Linked DNA regions of Mus musculus: region 1 is linked to region 2. A link is a loop called in an ENCODE intact Hi-C map of the cell type or tissue named here. Cell type or tissue: heart. All regions are shown on one strand. Each heading gives the region's core, and the rest is flanking DNA. Links, peaks and the distances in the headings are about the cores only. Region 1 holds the start of Kri1 (KRI1 homolog). Region 2 holds the start of Keap1 (kelch-like ECH-associated protein 1).

Region 1 (8,321 bases), core at 21-8,020, 49 kb after region 2:
TACACTGCCACTCTGGGAAGGCATACACTTCATTCAACAACTCAATTCCATCCACACTACGACACTTAGAGAAGATCCCCCGCCCCACCTGTTCTCTGATAGAAGGTAGCATCTTTCTGGTAAATTCGAGGGTCCTTCTTCTTCAGCAAGGACAGAGTCCTGTAAAAGTCTCTCTCCTGCTGGGGATCAAATTCCTAGAGCAGGAAAAGGAAGTAGGGTTGACTTCAGGAGGAAGTTGGGACACATGCAGGTAGGGTGGTGACATATGAGAACAGGCTTCAGCAGGGCCCAGCAACCTTGAGGCCTGAGTGGAGGGGAGGGAGGAAAGGAGGAGAAGCATACACAGTGCTGTGTCTGGGCAGCTGTGGCTTTGACAAGAGTAAAGGAAGCGTTGGGCAGAGAAGTGCAATCTCAATAGGACACTGGAGCCCCACGTGGTGTACTAGATACTGCCACATCAGACTCTTGCGTTTAGGAGTGGAAATGTGGTTCCTAGGGACCACTAATCAGGATGGTGAGGTATCTGTGGTGATGGAGGATAAAGTGAAGATAAAGTAGACAGGATATGACAATCTCTAGGCATAGGGAGGGCTCTACTGGGTTAGTGGAGGAGTTCTGATGGGAAGTCTGGAGCCACATCTGGATAGTAGTGAGGATTTGGTATCTCCTAGATATTGTCACCCAATGGATGAGGGTGTGGACCTAGATGTTCTTATAGGACCCTATGAGATTAAGATAAGGTGCTCGGTCCTTCTGGGGAAATAGGAAGGATTTGGTAAATCCCTAGATACAAGGGAAATGGTGCTTGTTACTCAAGGGATTTAGATGCAATACATGGGGTTAGGGTCAGACTCCCGCTGTATATATAAATTGGGGTGCTCTAGGAGTCTTGCGGCTAAGTTAGCAAAGTAGGTAAATTCAGTGACCACCAGGAAGGGCCTATCTGTCACTTAAGGGATGGGGAGGGAAATCAAGAACATCCCCATAGGGTAAGGCACCTCTGTGCATCCAACTGAGAGCTCAGTGGTTGGGAGGCTTGGAGTCTCTTCCAGAAAGGAGGATGTATTTGGCGATCCCTGAGTTGAGGAGGGTACTGCCTGTCACTCTACGCATGGGGGCGGGTCCTGAAGACTCCGGGACAACCAAGCCCGGTTAGGGAAAGCCCCATGTACATGGGTAGGACGCGAAGCCGGGTTGCGGAAGCTCACCACATGCTCATCGCTGGAGTCAGACTCGGAACTGGAGTCGCCACCGACGTCCGGATCTCCATAGCGATCTTTCACTGTGGAATATACACGGGGTTCCTCATAGCTACCATCACCAGACCCAGTTCCCCACACCTTGGCCTGCGCAGGCGCCCCTCACTCACGTCGCTGAAGTTCCTCACGCTCGCGGTAACGGCTGTAGCGCGCAGCAAACGCTGCGTTCACCTTTAGGCACCCAGAGGCGCGCGGTTCCGGCATGGCGGCTGTGAGACCTAGCGCGCACGCGTGCAACCGCCCCTCCGGGGTGTGGCTTCTCTCCGGCACGCCCCCTGAGGGCTTTTCTTAAGGAGCATGTCCACTGCAGACGCAGTTTGCTCCACCCTCCGTTCTTCCAGGATCCCGTAGGCCTTTTGCTCAGCAGGCCACACCCACCGGGACAAGCCTCTGCGGGGAAAGGCCACAAGCCACCGCCCACCCTTCTCCACCCTGACGGCTCCCGGCACCCAGCTGACATCTGGGGGCCCCTTTCTACACTCGCGGTTTCCTGCCTCTCTTCCGTTCCGACAGCACCCGACCGCTGCCCCACCCAACTCAGTTACCCTGACGCCCTGGGAATGACCGTGTCGACAACCCCAGCACCCTACACCATCCATAGTCCCATCCTACCCTCCGAATACCCACCCCATTCCAGACTCCTAAATCTGAAGTCATCATCGCTGTCTTAGTTTAATGGGCCAAAACATAAAATAATCACACAAAACAATTTCTTTCCATAAAGCAATAAATATTTATATTTCAAACTCTGTACAACAGACTGGAAACCTTCCAAGAAAGAAAAATGAACTCATGTTATCCTTTTAATTGATTTGAAATGCTTTCCCTTCCCCCTCACATGCCCAAAGTAGATGGCTCACACTTCAGGGCTCTCTGAGCACAGCCTGCCAAGGTCACCAGCTTCCAAGGGGCCCGGGAAGTGATGACCTCACTCTGAGGCTAGGGCTTTAAACCCCTGCCCTGGTGCAGCCCCAGTGCAGAGGAAACTGAACCGTTTAGATGGCTGTTGCCTGTAGGAGCCCCTTCTTTGTCCAACACACCAAAAGGGGTGAGAAAAACAAATGAGAAACACCCCCCAAACACACACACTCAAGAAATCAACACCAATAAACCACAAACTGCTCCTCCCACTCCCTTCTTCAATGGACAGGTGTGAAAAGAGAAAGTTTCTTTCCTCTTTTGTTGACAAGTAACCCAGTAAGGCTGGAGACAGTGGCCTTGGGTCACATTGGGATCATCATGTGCCCCTGCAGAATGTCCATGAGGTTCTGAGCCCCTCTCTGCCGAGCCAACTCCAGGGGAGTGAGACCGGAAGCGTCCCTGTGGTGGAGATCAGATTCAGGAGCTAGGAAGCTGACCACGGAGCTATGGCCCTCTCTTATCGCCAGATGGATGGGGAGCGACCCAGTGCTGTCCAGGGCATTGACATCAGCACCATGCTCCACCAGAACCTTCAGGGTGTCCAGGAACCCGGTGCGAGCCGCATCATGCACAGGACTAGTACCGGAGGCATCTTGGACATTGGGGCTGGCACCTTGCTTCAGGAGCTCCAAAGCAACTGCTGGACTTCCAAACATCATGACCTATGGGGGTGGGGAGGAGAAAGTCAGGAGGTTCCCATTGGAGAAGGGTCAGGTAGAATAAAGAGGTCTACCACAAATCCAGAGCACAGAGAAGGGATCCTTAGGGAATGGGGACGCCCCCAGGAAAGTCAGGACCCAAGGGATCAGACTGGGACCCCAGAGAACAGGTTCTTTGAAAATAAGGACACCCCCACACACACACCTTCTAAGCCCCACCCCCATCCTTGTCGGAGACAGGATGTCTTTCTGGATGTCCTGGAATTCTCTCTGTAGACCAGGTTGGTCTCAAATTCTCAGAGATCCACCTGCATCTGCCTCCCAAGTGCTGGGATTAAAGATTAAGTGCTGGATTAATTTGTGTCACTACTGTGTAGCCCAAAGTTCTCTTAAGAACAACAACACAACAACAAAAAGCCCTAACTATAAAAGTGACTCTCATGAAAACATTAAAAAGCCAGGCATAGTGACGCTTTCATAATCCCAGGACCTCAGAGGCTCAGGCAGGAGGACAGTCTCAAGTTCAAGGCCAGTCTGAGATGCAAAGTGAGACTTTGTCTCAGAAATAAAAAAAGAAAATGAAGAAGCAAGAGAAGTAAAGAGAATGGATGAGAAAGGGAACCGGGCCAGGCAGTGGTGGCGCACGCCTTTAATCCCAGCACTCGGGAGGCAGAGGCAGGCAGATTTCTGTGTTCAAGGCCAGCCTGGTCTACAGAGTGAGTTTCAGGACAGCCAGGGCTACACTGAAAAACCCTGTCTTGAAGAGAGAGAGAGAGAGAGAGAACCAGGAAGGCGTCTAAAGCCTCTTTGAGGCCAGAGCAGTCCCATATCATTAGGGCTGTAAAGCCCCTTCAACACTACAATCTGGGAACTACATAGAATTTTTGAGAAAGAGATGCTCTAGACAATTTGGATCCCCTTTGTCGAGAAATAACTTCCTTAGACATAGGCATGATCTTCAGAATGTATGAGTACCCATGAAAAGGTGGGACTCTCCTATAAATGCCACCCAAATTACGGGACCTTCAAGCAATAAGGAATCGTTTTTGTTACTAGGCACGCAGAAGATACAAAAGGGGAAAAAATCTACATCACCTGCCGAAATGAAGATGTCCCTGAAATAACCAGAGATCCTTCAAGAGGGCACCTCAAAAAAAAAAAAAAAAAAGGCTATCTCCCTTGGAGAAGACATGCATGCCATCTTCCAGAGATCGAATATCTTTAAGGAGCCTCAAGAAATATGAGCTGTCCTCAAGGACTGGCACGAAAAGAAGATGAACCCACAGAATAAAGGTCTGCAGGGAAACTGAATCTGTCAGGCTATTAGACAAGAGCTGAAAAGCCATCCCCTCCCCCATCGCATCCTCACCACCCACCCAACATCAGAGCAAGCAAGGACTAAACCTTAAGGGATCACCAACCCGGGTCAGGAGACTTGTAGGGATGGGGTGTGGGGGCCGGGTGCCAGCCAGGCCTCACCTGCAAGGCCGTCTTGCCAAAGCGGTTCAGGGCGTCAGGATGCACCAGCTCCCGGTGAAGAAGGCGGCGGACCTCTTGCACGTCGCCACGGGCCGCTGCGCCACTCAACCGGTCGCCGACGCAGACTTCTTCCAGAAGCATAGTGGATACCGGTGGACTGTGAAACCCACCCAGCCCCAAGCCCAGTTAAGGTCAGGGCTGGGGAACCAGCAAGAGCTGGATCAGAACTCTAGGGACTGCGGTGCCACCAGGGCCAACTCTATGATCATTTGCCGGCCTCAGAGCCTGCGCCCTCCGCCCGTACGACCCCAGCGCTCGCAGCTAGCTCCTCCCCCTGTCACCGAGAGAGGCAGCGGGGAACCCCGCCCAGCCCTTCGGCGCCCGCCCCTTGGGCCGGGTCTCCCCAGACTCACCCTCCCTCCTTTCCTTGCGCGGGCGGGGTCTGCTCTGAGCCGGCACTGTACTGGCCGCCAGAGTCAGCCGCTAGTGGGCGAGGCAAGCCCGCCCCAGGCCCCGCCCAGAGCGCCCTTGTTTTCTTACAAACTCGCAACAGAGTAGCGAGAGCCACTTTGCCCAGAGCCCGACCTCCATTAGTCCCGCCTGCTGGGAATAACAGCCAATCAGCACGCGTTGCTGGGGAGGTTTGTCTCTCCCGTAGCAGTGGCGTGGCTCCTGATTGGTCAGCGTGCAGCGACCAGTGGAGCTGCCCGCCACAGCAGGAATTTTGGTTTTTCAAAACCGGCGGGCGGGCGGGAAAGAGGAGGAGGTTTAACTGACCCCAGCGGAGAGGCTGGAGACAGGCTGGCGCGGGCCCATCTTGGATCTTTAGCGCCTCCGGGAGGAAGGGAGGCAGGACTGGAAACTCCTATAACTGGAACATTTTAGTCATTCACGGACCGCGGAAATGCTAATAAGCAAGCTCTTACTGTGAAACTCGGAGCTTAGTTCATTCATTCGACTGCTGGGTTAAAGGAACGGCTTCTGAGTGGTAAAGCGCGGTGCCTTCTAACATTTTTGTTTGGTTGGCTGGTTTTGGTTTTTTCGAGACAGGGTTTCTCTGTGTATCCCCGGCTGTCCTGGAACTCACTCTGTAGACCAGGCTGGCCTCGAACTCAAAAATCCGCCTGCCTCTGCCTCCCAAATGCTGGGATTAAAGGCCACCACCGCCCGACTTTTGTTTGTTTTTATGTTTCTGCGGCAGGGTCTCTCTGTGTAGCCTTGGCTGGCCTGAAACTTATTTGATCTGTTTGAACTCAAAATCCACCTGCCTCCTCTGCCATTCGTGCTGGGATTAAAGGAATGGGCTACCAAGATGGTCTCCTTTAATTTATTTACTTATTTATTTATTTATTTATTTATTTATTTATTTATTTATAGAACCTGAAAGATGGATCAATGCTTTTGTAGAAGATTTAGGATTCAATATCAGCAACCATGTGACAGTTTAGCCATCAGTAACTCCAGCTTCAGAGATCCAACACCCTCTTCTGACCTATACCAACATGGTGCACATATAGACAATCAAATAGCCACATATTGTAATAATTCTCTTTTAGATTTTTCTACGTTTTTCAAGATAGGGTCTTAGTATGTAATTCTGGCTGTCCTAGAACTCCCTATGTAGGCCAGACTGTTCTTCACCTGCCTGCCTTTGCCTCCCAAGTGCATAGTATTAAAGGCGTGCCCCACTACTGCCTGACTCCTTTTTATTTTTTATGTGCATTGCTGTTTTGCCTGCATGCATGTCTGTGTGAGGGTGCCGAATCTAGAACTGAGCTGCCATGTGGGTGCTGGGAATTAAACCCAGGTCCTTTGGAGGAGCAAGAAGCCAGTGCTCTTAACTGGTGAGCCATCTCATTTCTCCAGTCTGGCAATTGTCTTTTTTTTTTTTTTTTTAAAGATTTATTTATTTATTATATGCAAGTACACTGTAGCTGTCCTCAGACACTCCAGAAGAGGGCGTCAGATCTTGTTACAGATTGTGAGCCACCATGTGGTTGCCGGGATTTGAACTCCGGACCTTCGGAAGAGCAGTCAGGTGCTCTTACCCGCTGAACCATCTCACCAGCCCGGCAATTATCTTTTAAGGTTTTCTTTTTTTTCTTTTTTAAGGGTCTTATATAGCCCAGGCTGGACTCCAATTGCAATATGTAGCCAAGGATAACACCCGAGCCTCTGAATGCCACTCCCAAGTGCTACTATGGTACAGTCCATGTAGTGCTGTACATGGAGCCCAGGGCTTCATGGAGGTGACGAAATCACTCTACTAACTGATCTATAAGCTACTGCCCCTAACATTTTTTTTATTGAGACAAGGTCTTTTATAGCTTAGGCTGGCCTCAAATTTACTACATCTAGACTAATCTCAAATTCCTGATCATCCTGCCTCTATCTCCTGAGTGCTGGGATTACAGGTCTCTGCCACCACGTCTATAGACTAAAGCCTATGGGGTGGGGGTGGGGGGTGGGGGGGAATGTTGTGTCTCAGGCCTTCATTCCCAGAGGCAGACGAATCTTTGAGTTCAATGCAAGTCGGGTCCACAAAGTGAGTTCCAGCACAGTTCGGGCTACACAAAGAAACCCTGTCTCGAAAACAAATGAAAATAATCCCTCCCCCTCAAAATAGACTAAAGCTAGAAATGTTAATTACTGAGAAAAGAATCATGGTCTAGCTCAGGTTAAGCAGTCCTTGTTGAACAGAAACTCGGCCTGACCAGGTCTGCCATGTGGTTCTGGGAGGTAAGTTTTACCAAGAAGCTCCTGAAGTGGCCATCTGTCCCATCCCACAGACACAGCTCCTGAGGTGGCCATCTCTCTCAGCCCACAGACACAGCTCCTGAGGTGGCCATCTCTCTCAGCCCACAGACACAGCTCCTGAGGTGGCCATCTGTCCCATCCCACAGACACAGCTCCTGAGGTGGCCATCTCTCTCAGCCCACAGACACAGCTCCTGAGGTGGCCATCTCTCTCAGCCCACAGACACAGCTCCTGAGGTGGCCATCTGTCCCATCCCACAGACACAGCTCCTGAGGTGGCCATCTCTCTCAGCCCACAGACACAGCTCCTGAGGTGGCCATCTCTCTCAGCCCACAGACACAGCTCCTGAGGTGGCCATCTGTCCCATCCCACAGACACAGCTCCTGAGGTGGCCATCTCTCTCAGCCCACAGACACAGCTCCTGAGGTGGCCATCTCTCTCAGCCCACAGACACAGCTCCTGAGGTGGCCATCTGTCCCATCCCACAGACACAGCTCCTGAGGTGGCCATCTCTCTCAGCCCACAGACACAGCTCCTGAGGTGGCCATCTCTCTCAGCCCACAAACACAGCTCCTGAGGTGGCCATCTGTCCCATCCCACAGACACAGCTCCTGAGGTGGCCATCTCTCTCAGCCCACAGACACAGCTCCTGAGGTGGCCATCTCTCTCAGCCCACAGACACAGCTCCTGAGGTGGCCATCTCTCTCAGCCCACAGACACAGCTCCTGAGGTGGCCATCTCTCTCAGCCCACAGACACAGCTCCTGAGGTGGCCATCGCAGGAGGATTAAGCTGTAGGCCAGCCTGGGCTAGATGGCCAGTTTTCAAAACTCTCAAACATAATCTCAAATGGTAGATTCTCAAATGATGGTTGACATCTGTAATCCCAGCATTCCCATTCAGGAGGCAGAGGCAGGTAGACCTCTGAGTTCAAGGCCAGTCTGATATAAATTGTAAATTCCAGGACAGCCAGGGCTACATAGTAAGGATCTGTCTTTTAAAAACAAAACAAAACAAAACAAAACAAAACAAAACAAAACAACGCAGACAGAAGAGAAGACTTATTCTTTAAAAGACATACTGATCTTCTCTAGGACTTGAGTTTGGCTCCTAGCACCCACACCAGAGGGCTCACAGCTGCCTGTGACTGCGGCTCCAGAAGGATCTGAAGCCTCTGCAGACACCCACATGGACCTATGCACACCCACATACAGATACACACACATACACACACATAAATATTTAAA
Region 2 (8,321 bases), core at 292-8,291:
CTTCGATGGACACCACCTCCATGCCCTGCTCCCGAAGCCCGTTGGTGAACATGGCTTTAAAGACTGGGCTGGAGGAGGCCAGCACCACTTTGTGAGCCATGAATTGGGCAGCTGGGATGTCCTCATATTTGACCTGCAGGGTCACGTCACAGAGTTGCTGGCTCAGGCGAAGCTCGTTCATGACGCCAAAAGCCTGCTTGGTGTGATCCTCTAGTGTGTAGCTGAAGGTTCGGTTACCGTCCTGCGAGGGCGTCACCTCTGCCTTGCACTCCGTGGAGGCATACATCACTGCGTCCCCGGCCCCCTCGGGGCACTTTGACCACAGGGGCAGGAACTGGCTGCTGCGGGGAGCCCCGCTAAGCTTGGGTTCGGGCTGCATGGGGTTCCTGATGACAAGACACAGTTCCTCTGCTAGCCGTTAGGGGCCTGGAGGGAGGGAAGAGCACAGCGCTGGGAACAGAGGCTGGGTTAGACCAGACCCTGCCACTTTATTTTATTTTATTTGAGACAGGGTCTTACATAGCCTAGGCTGGCTTCCAACTCACTATGCAACCAAAGCTGGCTCCTCCCGAGTGCTGGGATTACAGTATGTGCCACCATGTCCAGCCAGGCTTCTTTTTTTGCAAGACTAAGCAATGATATCTAAGTGCAGATTTTGCCAAGCCAAGTAAACTGGACACAGCCGGCTCCATTCAAACTAACTTCTCAACTCGCGGGCCTTCAGGGCATATCATGTTCCTTTTCCTGCTCAGAATCACCCAACACCTTTCACCGAGCCCAAGAATGGAAACCCCAAATCGTCAATGGCCTGTAAAACTCCACACCCGCTTTCCAACCTCTTCACTGTTCCAGCCATCCTTCCCTCCCCTTGCCTTCGTCCAACATGTCAGATTCCTTTCAACACCACACCAACATTTACAGAGCCTGCCATTTATGTATTTGGGACTGCTCTGAGCTCCAGAGACACAGCGAGAAGACAGAAAAGGCCTAAAAATAAAGCAAGGTCTGTATAGGAAACACTAAGCGAACACCAAGCTCCTGGGGCAAGAGAGTGTGCAGCATCTGGAACACCCACGGGGAGGGATTCAGGAGACCCTTGGAGACCTGGGGCCAGGGGAGGAATTATGCTTTCAAAGAAGATGTGGGGAGACAAGAGAGGGTCTGCGTCTGGCTCCCCAGGTTCTGGGCTCAGCCTGGAGTCGCGACTCCGCGTGTTTTGTCTATTAGATCACCGTGGGGAGGGGGGGGATGAAATGCTCCAGGGGCCCCAGCTAGTGAGCGACTGTCACGCGTGACCACACTGCCGGAGCTCGGGCCTGGCATTGCGCAGGGGGCTGTGCAGCGGCCGCCCGGTACCCGGCGCCTGCTCCAGCGGCCTCCCCACCGCTCGGAGGCGCAGCCCTGACGCCGGGAGAGCCCGCAGGGCCTGGTCCCGGGCCGCGGCCTGGAGCGGCTCACTCACCCCGCCATGGCCGCGCTCTGCCTCCGCCTCCGCCGCGCGGGTCACGGTGACTAAGCACAGCGCGCCACCCTGTCACAATAAGAGTCCCGGGGCGCCGGCCGCGGGCGACCCCTACCTCTACTCGCCGCGGCCACCACCCTACGAGGGCTCACGGGCTCGGCGGCGGGGTGCGCGCTTGGAGAAGGGCACGCGCTTCCCCCCACCGCGTGCACGGCCCCACGCGCGACCGCGGGCAGCTCCCGGAGCTGGCTCCCCACCGCATCCTCCGCGGGCGCTCGCTCACCTCCGTCCCACCCCCCCGGGTGTCTCTGTAGGTGCCACGCGTCCAATCCGCGCCGCCGGGCCGCCACGCGCCGCGCTTCCGGGAAGAGAGGAGGGGGACCGGAGTGGGGGTGGAGGGCTCGGATCGGGGCAGCGGTGCTGCGGGGTCCCGGGCGGCACGCGTGGGAGGAGCGGGAGGGCGGAAACGGGCGGCGGGTACGCAGAGGCAGTTCCAGCCCTTCCTGCAGGTGCCGGGCGGAGGGAGCAGGGCGTGGGTCTGGGCGGCCCTAGGAGGCTGCCTCCGGGTTAGGCTGTCCGGTACGCCTCCAGCTGAACCTGCACCGGCGGACCCTCCCACAGCCTGCACGGTCCAACTAGACCCATCTACCTGGTTGCGATATTTATCTTCTTGTAAAATAACTTTTTAATGTTTTTATTTCAATTTGTATTTTACTTTGTGCGTGTGGGTGTTTTGCCTGTATATGTATGTCTGTGCAACGTGGGCTGTGCAGTGTCCCCTAAAGTTACAGGTGGTTGTTAGCTACCATGCAAATGGGGGAATTGAACCCTGGACCACTGCAGGAGCAGCAAGTACTCTTAACTGCTGAGCCATCACTCCAGCCTTATAACTTCTTTTTGAGACAGGCCTCATTACATAGCCCTGGCTGGCCTTGAACACACAGAAACCTTCCTGCCTCTGCCTCTGCCTCCTTCGTGTGCTGTGGTTAAAGGCTGGGATATCACTCTGGGCTTTGTGTACATTAATTTGTGTGTGTGCTTGTGTTGAGGTCGGGGACGGCTGGCAGAAACTGATTCTCTTCCCCTATGTGGAGCCTGCAAAGTGCAGCTCGAGTGCTCCAGAGACACACTCTCCTCTCTGTGTGTTCATGTTTTCATGAGGAGAGGTATGGCATTCATCTGAGGGTGTTGGAGTGTTGGAATGCCCAGAGCTGCCTCTTTGTATTTCTCGTAACATCTTTATATATTTTTAATGGTAAGAGATACTTATTTGCTGCATATGGCATTTATGAGAGAAAGTTATTTTCTTGAACTATCAAGATGGCTCAGTGGGTAAAGGAGCGTCTGGCCAATTCTGGCCACCTAAGTTCCACCTCTGGTACTCACATAGTAGTAGAAAGCTTCCTCCTTCAGGTTGTTGTCCGATAACCTCCACATACACACATAAATTAACTTTGAAACATAAAGTTAAGCCAGGCGTGGTGGCGCACGCCTTTAATCCCAGCACTTGGGAGGCAGAGGCCAGCCTGGTCTACCCAGTGAGTTCCAGGACAGCCAGGCTACACAGAGAAACCCTGTCTCGGAAAACCAGGAAAGGTGGTTTAGAACACGTGTTGCTTTTGCAGAGGACCTGGAGTCCACTGCCACGATGCCTCACAGCCATCCATAGCTCCAGTTCAAGGGGACCCCATGCTGTCTTCTGACCTCTGTGGGCACCATGCAGGTAGGTGGTGCGCAGACATACAGGCAAGCAAAGTACTCGTGTACATAAAAGGAAATAAATCTAAAAATAAGAATATTGAGGGGACACATCTGTAATCCCAGCCACCAGGGCACTGAAGCAGGAGGATTACCTCCAGTTCACAGTAAGCCTGCTCGACCTAGCAAGACCTTATATCAGAAAACAAATGAATAAATATCAAAGAAAAGGATAGTTTCAAAAGAAATTTACCACGGGAGTCTGAAGCAGAGGGTTGAATGTTTGAGAACAGCCCAGACTACACAGTGAGACTCTGTCTGGGGTCAGGGAGGCAAGGAAAGCCAGGCATGGTGTCGTATACCCTTAATTTTAGAAGAAGCAGAGACAGGTGGATCTCTGTGAATTTGAGACAAGCCAGGGCTCATAGCAAGTTCCAGGCCAGCCTGGACTGCATGGTAAAACCTTACTTTGTTCTATTAACTTAATAATTTAAACAAAACAACAACAAAAATGCAGGACAGCTGAAATTGGGACACACTTGTAATGCCAGCACCCAGGAAGCTGGAGGAGAAGGATCAGAAAAGTGAAGGACGTCCTTGGCTACAAAGTGGTACAGCCTGCCTTACATAGTGAGACCCTCTTCCAAAATCAAAATGGCAAAAAACAACAACCAAAAAACCCATCTCAGGTCATTTTCCCACAGAATATGTCTGGAAGGTCTCTACAAATCCCAACAGTGCTTTTTAAATTTGGTATTTAAATAGGGAACTGAGTACTTTTTAAATTTAATATCAGAATCTCTAAGTTCCCTACTGTTAAACCACCAAGCCAACACACCAGGAAAGATATGAGATCTGAGGGAGGGTCTCTGGGAGCCAGCCGGACTGTATCCCCACCCCTCACCCCTGCTAGCTTTTCGCGAACTTCTGGGGAAAAAATTCATTTTATGCAAGTTGGCCCGCAATCCCAACCTGAGCGCATCCCCTTCACCACCTGCTTTCACTCTGCTTGCAGTTCCCAGAATTACCTCAAGGGACGCGCTGTTCCTTAACCAGCGGCTAAAAGCAGAACCCAGGCAATTCTCAGAGCTACTGCAAGGTGGCGCCCACACCCAGAGACTTCAAGGGAATCTTAGACTAAGAGCAGCGAATACCAGGCAAGCCCCTCCTGCATGGGGGTCCCAAGGGTAAAGCCGTACTAAGACCCTGGGGCAAGGGAAATCTGTTAGTTTCTTCATCTACCAAATGGAGGTTGAGGGCTGGGACTGGGTTTTGTCGCCACACAGCATAAGCCACGTGTGGCAGAGCACACCTTTGCTCACAGGAAACAAAATTCACAAGTATAAAGTCGTTTTTTTGGCTTCGTAGTATATTTAAAGTCAGTCTGGGTACAAGAAGCGTTGTCTCAGTGTGGGGGCTGCGGGGTGTGTGCTCATGCTGAACCTGGAGTGCACAGGAGCAGCCTCGACGTGCAGAACCATCTGAGTCCAGGAACCTGTCCACGGCACAGAGCAACCTTGTCATTGGTGTCAAGGACCTCGCATGAATATGAACCAGATGAACATGGCCGAAGTTGACATACAAGTTTAATGAACAGTTTAAACCTATGCTGTCTGTGGGGGGTATGGGGGGAAGCGGGTAGGAGCAGGGAGCAGGCATGAGGGGGCACTATTTGCAGGATGGGCGAGTCAGGTGATGCTGTTCTGAATCTGGTTGGGGAAGGCTGATGAACAGTCTAAAAGAGCTTCTCACCGTAGGGAATCGGTAGATGTTTGTCATAATTAGTGAGAAAGCAAAGCAAAGCAAACAGGGGTGGGGGTGAGATGGTAGGGCAAAGGATATTCGGGGGATAAAGGTGTTTGCTGGCAAGAATGACAGCCTGAGTTGGATCCTTAGGATCCCTGTGCTGGAAGGAAAAAACCGACTGAGGAAAGCTGTCCTTTGACCTCCGCCTGCACTCCTGCTGTGCCCAATGGGTACCCGTACATATACACAGGCACAAAATACATAAGTAGATAAAGGCTTTTAAGACACAGTCTCAAGCTGGGCATGGTGGCGCATGCCTTTAATCCCAGCACTCGGGAGGCAGAGGCAGGCGGATTTCTGAGTTCGAGGCCAGCCTGGTCTACAGAGTGAGTTCCAGGACAGCCAGGGCTACACAGAGAAACCCTGTCTCGAAAAACAAAAACAAAAACAAAAAACAAAAAGACACAGTCTCACTATGTAGCCCAGGCTGGCCTGAAATGATGTTGCTGTAAAGTAAAGGCATATCCAGGACCACCCCCACCCCCACCCCACCCTGCGCAGCCCAAATTAGCACTCAGAAGTTCCAGGCCAGCCTGGTTTACCTAGTGAGTTCCAGGCCATCTGAGGCTGCATAGTGAGTGTCTCTCTCAAAATAAACAATGAATAAATAAACAATTTTAAACATTTTAAAAGATTTATTTAGCTTGTTTGTATGAGAGTTTTGCCTGCATTCAATCTTTGTACCATGTGCATGCCTGGTGCCCTCAGAGGTCAGATGAGGGCATCAGATAACCTTGGAACTGAAGTTGCCAGAATCACCACTTGGGTGCTGGGAATGGAACACAGGTCCCCTGCAAGGGTAACAAGTGTTCTTAACTGCTGAGCCATCTCTCCAACCCCAATAAATAAACACTTTTAAAGAGGATAGTTACAACTTTCTGGGGGAAAATTAAAAAAAAAAATCAATAGATGAATGAATAGATTCTGAAAGATCCCAGTAAGGACAACTCCTTGAATTGTTTTTATTGTGGTTGTAATTTGTATGAAGAACCTGTCCACACTCTGGAAGTTTGGCAGCTGATATCTGACAGTCTCCAGAGCCAAATTTCCAGACCTAGGCTTACCTTTGTCCACAGCTCTGTTTCCTCTGTAGCCAGCCACTACTCCTGCCAGCCCTTAGCACACTCTTATCTAGACATCACCTGGTTCTGAGCATTCTTGGAGCCCCGCTCTCCTTTATCCCTTCATCTTTTAGCCATTCCCCTTGAACTTTGGTAGTCACAGGGTACCTGTGGAGGTCTGAATCCAGGAGAGTCCCTCCTTTGTTTAGAATTCTCTATGGCTCCCACTTCACTCAGAGCCAAACCTAAGGACTTCCTCAGAACCAACAAGACTTCCCCACAACCTGCCCTTTCATCTCCTGCTCCTCAATTTCTGCTGCAGCCATATGGAATGGCTCTCCTTCAGGGCTTCCCAGCTTAGGTTCCACTACCTGGATACCTTCTCATCACTTTCTTCTTTCCCTTATTGTCCATCTCAGATCCCGAGTGCATTTTTGTCTGTTCTTGTTATGGGGTGATCAATCACTTTCCCTTCTTTCTTGTATGTCCCCCTCCGTCGCTGGCTATTTCCTACAGATGATGCGCTTATTTGGCGAGTCAGTCTGTTCTTGCAAAGGGTTGGGAAGCGTCAGTCTGTAGCAGTAGGCACCAGGCTCCGGTTGGCGGTTGCTACTCCAGGACTGCCGGTGGAGCAGCTGGTGTCCACCCCGTCCTGCTGGGGAGACAAGTGTTCTGATGGGCTAGAGCTGCGATCCAAGGTTGGTGGCAGGCAGCGTCGCAGGCCACCACCGGAAGGCCCGGCAGCACTGGGGGATCGCTGCAAGCTGTTGGAGGAGTCTTGGTTGCAGGGTCCGCGGCCACAGCAGAGCAGCCGCAGGAGCGCGTGGCGCAGATCTCGGTTGGTGAAGGTGTAGATGATGGGATTCAGCAGCGAGTTAGCCATGGCTAGACCCAGGAAGGGATCGGCCTGCAGGAGCACGGGACACGCGCGGGCTGGGCACGCGACATCCAGTAATAGCAAGAGAAACAGCGGTCCCCAGCAGGCCACGAAGGCCAGGAGCACCACGCTAAGGGTACGAAGCAGGGCCAGCGACCGCGGCGTGTGCCGGGATCGCGAGGACGAGGTGGCCCTGCGGGACCCAGGACCCGCCCGCAGGCGACGCGCGTTGGCCCGCACCTGACAGTAAATCCTTGCATAGAGCGCACAGATGGCAGCCAGGATGCCCAGGAAGGCCAGCACGCAGAAGAGCACATAGGCCTTGGCGTAGAGCGGCAGCACGGTGGAGCAGGTTTCCAGGCGTCCTAAGCAGTTCCAGCCCAGCGCGGGTAGCAGCCCGAGCAATAGCGACGCGCCCCAGGCGGCCACCGCCATCGCCAGCGTGCGAGCGCGACTGGCGGCGGGTGCGGGTCCACGACGGGCCATGGTAAGGTGGCGCTCTAAAGCAATGGCCAAGAGGCTCAGCACCGACGCGGCGAGCGCCACGAAGACGCCCCCCTCACGCGCAAACCAAAGCGCAGGCGACAGGCGCAGCGTGAGCGGCCCGGACAGTAGGATGTTGGTGGCGTAGGCCGCCCCGGCGAGCAGGTCCGACAAAGTGAGGCTGCCAAGGAGCAGAAACATGGGCGCATGGAAGCGAGGGTGGCGGACCAGCACCAAGAGCACAGCCAAGTTCTCCAGCACAATGAAGGCACACACAGCCAGACACACTGCGGCGTCTGCGCGCAGGCCGGCGCCGGGCTGGTAGCGCGCCCCGCGGAGCTTGCCGGTGTAGTTGTAGTGAAGGACAATAACCTCACTCACCGGCGCCGGCCGCAGCAGCCCGGGCTCCATGGGCTGCCCGCCGCCCGCCGCGGAGATGTCGCTGCTGTGTCCTGCCGGTCGTCCACTGGAGCACTGTGCAAAAGTCTACGGGAGGGAAGGACAGTCAGGAGCTAGGAATCCTGAAGAAAAAGAGCCCGGGAAGAGGGTCCCCAATCCCTGCGCCTCCCCACCACGCCCCCTGAGGACTTGAGAAGGTTTAGAACCGAGGAGGAATGTCTGGATATAGACACTCCACACGGAGACTATCTGGAAGGACTAGCCTGTCCTCATGGTAGCTCAGGCCTGTAATTCCAGCATTTGGGAAGCAGAGGCAAAGGTTCAGAAGTTCAGAGCCAGCCTTAGTCTGGAAAGATAGCTTAGCGATTAAGCCCTCTTGCCACACTATTCCAGAGGACTCAGGTTTAGTTCCCAGGACCCATATCAGACAGCTCAAAACCGCCTGCAACTTCAGCACCAAGGAACCACCCCTGTGCTGGGCATTTGCACACGGGTATATACTCGAAGTACTACTACTGGCTACATAGTGAGTTCT

The links. Hi-C counts contacts between places; a loop is a spot of excess contacts. Peaks named below come from ENCODE experiments on the same cell type or tissue, not always from the same donor. Only the 100,000 strongest peaks of a DNase experiment are listed, where the experiment ranks them.
Region 1: a loop joins it to region 2, with 2.7 times the contacts of the local background. A loop is called at or near these places in 8 of 42 quality-filtered maps.

What each region holds. Positions count from the first base shown.
Region 1 is chr9:21,286,491-21,294,811 of GRCm38, forward strand. It overlaps Kri1 (KRI1 homolog), which reads right to left and starts at 1,479. Exons shown (of 19, transcript NM_145416.3): 1 at 1,370-1,479; 2 at 1,209-1,282; 3 at 89-194. The coding sequence starts at 1,463. It overlaps Cdkn2d (cyclin dependent kinase inhibitor 2D), which reads right to left and starts at 4,719. Exons shown (of 2, transcript NM_009878.3): 1 at 4,319-4,719; 2 at 1,973-2,842. The coding sequence starts at 4,459. The coding sequence ends at 2,483. It also overlaps a transcript of Ap1m2 not described here. In heart, for the core only: CTCF peaks have their summits at 1,556, 4,827 and 5,099; DNase peaks (open chromatin) are centred at 1,601, 2,721, 3,011, 4,911 and 1 weaker place; H3K4me3 peaks cover 5,590 bases; H3K27ac peaks cover 5,124 bases.
Region 2 is chr9:21,237,331-21,245,651 of GRCm38, forward strand. It overlaps Keap1 (kelch-like ECH-associated protein 1), which reads right to left and starts at 2,002. Exons shown (of 5, transcript NM_016679.4): 1 at 1-2,002. The coding sequence starts at 379. It overlaps S1pr5 (sphingosine-1-phosphate receptor 5), which reads right to left. Exons shown (of 3, transcript NM_053190.2): 3 at 5,587-7,873. The coding sequence starts at 7,798. The coding sequence ends at 6,596. In heart, for the core only: CTCF peaks have their summits at 427 and 4,215; DNase peaks (open chromatin) are centred at 731, 1,521, 1,921, 4,211 and 2 weaker places; H3K4me3 peaks cover 4,359 bases; H3K27ac peaks cover 3,204 bases; H3K27me3 peaks cover 3,419 bases.